Linked DNA regions of Homo sapiens: region 2 is linked to region 1. Evidence: read pairs that join two places in POLR2A ChIA-PET (ENCODE). Cell type or tissue: A673. All regions are shown on one strand. Each heading gives the region's core, and the rest is flanking DNA. Links, peaks and the distances in the headings are about the cores only.

Region 1 (2,908 bases), core at 161-2,660:
CATCCTGTGACATAGAATGCCTGACATCCTGGCAATGCAGCCCAGGAGGTCTAAGCCTCATTTTACCCTGCTCCTATTCAAGATGGAGTTGCTCTGTTTCAAAGGCCTCTGACAGAAGTTTTTGACATAGTTGACCAGCCATTCCTTTTTCTTAAAAAGGCTGTCTTCTGTTTCTTTGTTATTTATTTTTTGAGACAGGGTCTCACTCTGTCACCCAGGATGGAGTGCAGTGGTGCCATCTTGGCTCACTGCAACCTCCACCTCATGGGTTCAAGCGATTCTCCTGCCTGAACCTCCCAAGTAGCTGTGAGTACAGGTGCGCACCGCCACACCTGGCTAATTTTTGTATTTTTAGTAGAGACAGGGTTTCATCATCTTGGCCAAGTTGGTCTCGAACTCCTGGCCTAAGGTGATCCACCTGCCTCGGCCTCCCAAAGTGCTGGGATTACAGAGGTGAGCCACGGCACCCGGCCTTATTTATTTTATCTTTTTGAGACAGGGTTTCACTCTGTCACCTGGGCTGGAGTGCAGTGGCACGATTTCTGCTCACCATAGCCTTGACCTCTGGGCTTGAGTGATCCTCCCGCCCCAGCCTCCCAAGTAGGTGGGACTACAGGCGGGCGCCATCACACCTGGCTAATTTTTTTTTTGAAAAGGAGTTTCGCTCTTGTTGCCCAGGCTGGAGTTCAATGGCCGATCTCGGCTCACTGCAACCTCCGCCTCCCGGGTTCAAGTGATTCTCCTGCCTCAGCCTCCGGAGTAGCTGGGATTACAGGGGCGCACCACCACGCTTGGTAAATCAAGGTCAAAAATTATTCTTTTTTTTTTTTTTTTTTTTGAGATGGAGTCTCGCTGTATTGCCCAGGCTGGAGTGCAGTGGCGCCATCTTGGCTCACTGCAAGCTCCGCCTCCCGGGTTCACGCCATTCTCCTGCCTCAGCCTCCTGAGTAGCTGGGACTACAGGCACCTGCCACCACGCCCGGCTAATTTTTTGTATTTTTAGTAGAGACGGGGTTTCACTGTGTTAGCCAGGATGGTCTGGATCTCCTGACCTCGTGATCCGCCTGCCTCGGCCTCCCAAAGTGCTGGGATTACAGGCGTGAGCCACTGCCCCCCGCCTTTTGTTTTTTTTTTTTTTTTTGAGAGGGAGTTTTGCTTTGTCGCCCAGGCGGGTGTGCAATGACGCGATCTCGGCTTGCTGCAACCTCTGCCTCCCGGCTTCAAGCGATTCTCTTGCCTCAGCCTTCAGAGTAGCTGAGATTACAGGTGCCTGACACCAGGCTCGGCTAATTTTTGTTTTTTTAGTAGAGACAAGGATTCACCATATTGGCCAGGCTGGTCTCAAGCTCCTGACCTCAAGTGATCCGCCCGCCTCAGCCTCCAAAAGTGCTGCTATTACAGGCATGAGCCACCGCGCCGGCCCCAAGTGACTCTCATGGGCTGGAGACACAGGCTATTATGAATTGCTAACCACAGTCTCTTAGTCTCCCTTTTAAATAACAAAAGAGGAAATTTCTTCACTTCCTGACACAACTCTCCATCATACAGTTGGCCAAGAGCAGTTAGAAACTTTCATCCTTAATTTGTGTCCTTTGGGAGTTGCTGCTTTCTTAGAGTCATTAAATGCATGTAGGCAGTGTCTGCTTCATTAAGCCAGATTTATACCAAATGAAAAGGCAGAGAAAGATCTAATTTAATGAATATTTCTTTTTTTTTTTTTTGAGACGGAGTTTCACTCGTCACCCAAGCTGGAGTGTAATTCGTGGTCTCCGGTCACTGCAACCTCCGCCTCCTGGGTTCAAGCGATTCTCCAGCCTCAGCCTTCCAGCCTCAGCCTCCCAAGTAGCTGGGATTACAGGTGCCCGCCACCACACCCAGCTAATATTTGTATTTTTAGTAGAGACAGGGGTTTCACCATGTTGGGCAGGCTGGTCTCGAACCCCTGACCTCAGGTGATCCACCCTCCTTGGCATCCCAAAGTACTGGGATTGTAGGCATGAGCCATCGCACCGGGTCTTAATTAAGATTTCTAAGAACTAGATCAACAAATCAGTGGGACTGTAAAGGCAATTCTTGGGACACAGGTCAGGAAACTCTGTGCTTAATTCAGAAATCAAAAATCCAGCAATCTCACTTCTGGGTGTTAGAACTGTAGAAAATAAAATTTTAGACCGGGCACGGTGGCTCACGCCTGTCATCCCAGGCCGAGGCGGGTGGATCACGAGGTCAGGAGATCGAGACCATCCTGGCCAACATGGTGAAACCCCGTCTTTACTAAAAATACAAAAATTAGCCTGGTGTGGTGGCGTGCGCCTGTAGTCCCAGCTACTCCGGAGGCTGAGACAAGAGAATCACTTGAACCCGAGAGGCAGAGGTTGTGGTGAGCCGAGATTGGGCCATTGAACTCCAGGCTTGGCAACAAGAGCGAAACTCTGTCTAAATAAATAAATAAATAAATAAAAATATAAAATTTTAAGCCCCCCAACTGACTGAATGGATCCCCATTTGGCCAAGAGGACCCCCAAACTCCTGAAAAAGTAGTTCAGGCAATGTGGGGAATGGGAGGCATTGAATATGCCTCATTATACTCTCTTCCCTTTGGAGTTCTGGCACAACTGACCAGCATTAACATTAAAACAGAGATCTTGGCTGGGCACTATGGCTCATGCTTGTAATCCCAGCACTTTGGGAGGCCGAGTCAGGTGGATCACCTGAGGTCAGGAGTTCGAGACCAGCCTGGCCAACATGATGAAACCCCGTCTCTACTAAAAATACAAAAAAATACAAAAAAATAAAATAAAAATTAGCTGGGTGTGGTAGTGCATGTCTGTAATCCCAGCTACTTGGGAGGCTGAGACAGAAGAATCGCTTGAATCTGGGAGGCGGAGGTTGCAGTGAACAGAGATCA
Region 2 (2,908 bases), core at 1-2,500, 55 kb before region 1:
CTGCAAATAACAGAAGTTCCTTTGTGCATAGATGCAATAAGAGCAACTTACTGTTTGGTTTTGATGGGACCTCTTTCATCAATAGGTTCTCCAATGACATTCATGATTCTGCCCAAAGTCTCAGGACCAACAGGAATTTTGATTGGTGCACCAGAATCCAGTACTTTCTGGCCTCTAACCAAGCCTTCTGTACCATCCATAGCAATAGTCCTTACTGTGCTCTCACCTGTTAGATACAGGCATCGCAGGGTTATACATAAGGATAAATTGGTATCAAGACCTAAATCGACCAAGACTCCTTCTCAGTACCTAAATGTGGCTTCAGCAAACTCAGAAGAACGAAAGTCATTTTGATAAAATCATCATAGAAGGCAGACAGCTTGGTTTTGGGGATATTTGGGCTACACAAGGTCTTTACTATTCCTAACAAACTCTACTTACCCAAATGCTGGGCCACCTCCAAAACCAGTCTGGTCTCCCTGCCTTGCACTTCCAGGGCATTTAGAATTGGTGGTAGTCCCTCATCAAACTGGACGTCCACCACTGCGCCAATGACCGCCACGATGCGCCCGGTGGCGGCGCCTGCTTTTGGCGAAGGAGATGTTTGCGCCGCATAGTCCCTGACTAACAGACAAAAGATATTGGAAGGAGCTGGGGTCAGGCCAGTTAAAGGTCATCGGAAGCCAGGACTTAACACACAAGGAGAGGAAAACTCAGCCGAAGTCAGGCCTCTTTCCGCTTGTACGGAACGCGTGTCCAAGAGGGAAGGCCGCGCAGCGATCGATAAAGCGCCTGCACAGCCTTCCCATCCGCATGCACAAGACCCCATTTTTCGAGAGTTCAGTACCCCTATTCAACCGGAAGGTCAACGCACCTGCCCGCACCTTTTCCGTCACACAAAGGACTTTATACAAAATGGGACAGAGCTGGGTCGAAGAAACCTCCTATGGGTGTCCCATTCTTGTTCTCCAGCCATTAGAGAGCAAGACGCGGCTCCAGGCATCCTTTTAACACCACGGATCCCTTAGGCCCGAGCTACCATCGTTCCCCGGCTCAAGGTCATGGGGCGGCAAAATGGAACGTTAGCTCCTAGAGAAAAGCACTTACCAGGATGGACCGCCGTCGGAGCGGCCCGCAGTAAGAGCTGAGCTGGGGGCAGCGACGCTGAAGGGGTGAGTCTCCGCAAGGCCCCGGAGGCCGGAGCAGCGGCCACCCGACCCACAAACCCCAACATGGCGTAGTCCGGGTGGAGACTGAAGGCTGCAGCAACCGCAGCCGCCTGCTCTCCTGCCGTTGAGGCGAGGCCTACGCTGCAGTAGGCAGGTCCATTGGGTGAACTGGCTGCTCATCATTCTCTGTGCTGCTTCTACAGGTTAATACACGCTGATCTTCTCATCCATTGGTCAAAACTGGTGCTAATCTGAAACTCCTTTTTTTATTGGACAGTGTGAGGTTAGAGGGCGTCACTCTGAGCCTCAAAACTTAATTGGATCATAGCGACGTCCGTTGGACAGGGTAATCAGAGGAACTACGTTTAGGAAAGGGGCCGAGTTCCTGTTGAAAGTGCGTGGCCTGTCTTTGCCTGTCCTTGGGCTTTCTCCTTAGATAGGTCCTTGATCTAGGTGACAGCCATAGGGGCGGTGGTTAGGGAAGTGGTAGTGCGGTGAAGCACCACTGAAGGTGAGCGTGGCGAAGTCAGGAGCCCTCTTTAGAGCCAAAATAAGGTTTTTCTCTCGAAGTAGTGAGATTGCAAGCTCCCAGGCGATTGCACAGATTAGCAACCTAGACAGGATCTTTATCATTTAAACCTATTAAAATGAAATAAACTAATGTAACCAGTACTTTAGCAGGGCATTGAGGAGACTCAATAATAAGATAAATAAGACTAAGAACCTTCCTTTTAAGGTCCAGGTGAACAAACAATGCAATAATGTGATGGTTCCTGGTTAGCATAAACTGGGTGCACGAAAGACGAGGGGATAAAATTGGGTCACCTAGAGATACAGAATTGTCCACCTTGAAGGAAGCTGAGAGACCTCAGCTATGAAATGTGAATAGAAATTCTTAGGGTAGGCTGGGAGCGGTGGCTCACGCCTGTAATCCCAGTACTTTCGGAGGCCGAGGCAGGTGGATCACCTGAGGTCAGGAGTTCGAGACCAGCCTAGCTAACATGGTGAAACCCCGTCTCTACTAAAAATACAAAAATTAGCTGGGCGCGGTGGCTCACGCCTGTAATCCCAGCACTATGGGAGGCCAAGGCGGGCGGATCACGAGGTCAGGAGATCGAGACCATCCTGACTAACACAGTGAAACCCGGTCTCTACTAACAATACAAAAAATTAGCCGGGCGTGGTGGCGGGCGCCTGTAGTCCCAGCTACTTGGGAGGCTGAGGCAGGAGAATGGCGTAAATCCGAGAGGCGGAGCTTGCAGTGAGCCGAGATAGCGCCACTGCACTCCAGCTTGGGCGACAGAGTGAGACTCTCTAAAAAAATAAAATAAATATATAAAATAAAATAGGCTGGGCACGGTGGCTCACGCCTGTAATCCCAGCACTCTGGGAGGCCGAGGTGGGCAGATCATGAGGTCAAGCGATCTAGACCATCCTGGCCAACATGGTGAAACCCCGTCTCTACTAAAAATACAAAAATTAGCTGGGCGTGGTGGCGGGCGCCTGTAGTCCCAGCTACTCAGGAGGCTGAGGCAGGAGAATGGCGTGAACCTGGAAGGCGGAGGTTTCAATGAGCTGAGATCGTGCCACTGCACTCCAGCCTGGTGACAGAGCGAGACTCCGTCTCAAAAATAATAATAAAAAATAAATAAATAAATAAATAATAAAATAAGTAAAAAGGGCTGGGCTGGGCACGGCCAGCCCAGTAATCCCAACACTTTGGGAAGCCGAGGTGGGTG

What was found. Peaks named below come from ENCODE experiments on the same cell type or tissue, not always from the same donor. Only the 100,000 strongest peaks of a DNase experiment are listed, where the experiment ranks them.
Region 2: POLR2A ChIA-PET joins it to region 1 with 7 read pairs; 31 of 35 experiments call an interaction of 5 or more read pairs at or near these places.

What each region holds. Positions count from the first base shown.
Region 1 is chr12:56,699,444-56,702,351 of GRCh38, forward strand. No RefSeq gene overlaps it. Among named protein-coding and RNA genes, the nearest start is that of PTGES3, 13 kb to the left of the region's middle. RefSeq lists silencers at 1,312-1,466, 1,415-1,474. In A673, for the core only: no CTCF peak of the experiment used is centred there; a DNase peak (open chromatin) is centred at 1,528; H3K4me3 peaks cover 619 bases; H3K27ac peaks cover 993 bases.
Region 2 is chr12:56,644,730-56,647,637 of GRCh38, forward strand. ATP5F1B (ATP synthase F1 subunit beta) reads right to left here and starts at 1,255. Exons shown (of 10, transcript NM_001686.4): 1 at 1,108-1,255; 2 at 442-624; 3 at 52-226. The coding sequence starts at 1,234. SNORD59A (small nucleolar RNA, C/D box 59A) reads right to left here and starts at 372; the gene lies at 298-372. RefSeq lists enhancers at 353-1,063, 1,013-1,342, 1,064-1,772. In A673, for the core only: no CTCF peak of the experiment used is centred there; a DNase peak (open chromatin) is centred at 1,402; H3K4me3 peaks cover 1,379 bases; H3K27ac peaks cover 2,097 bases.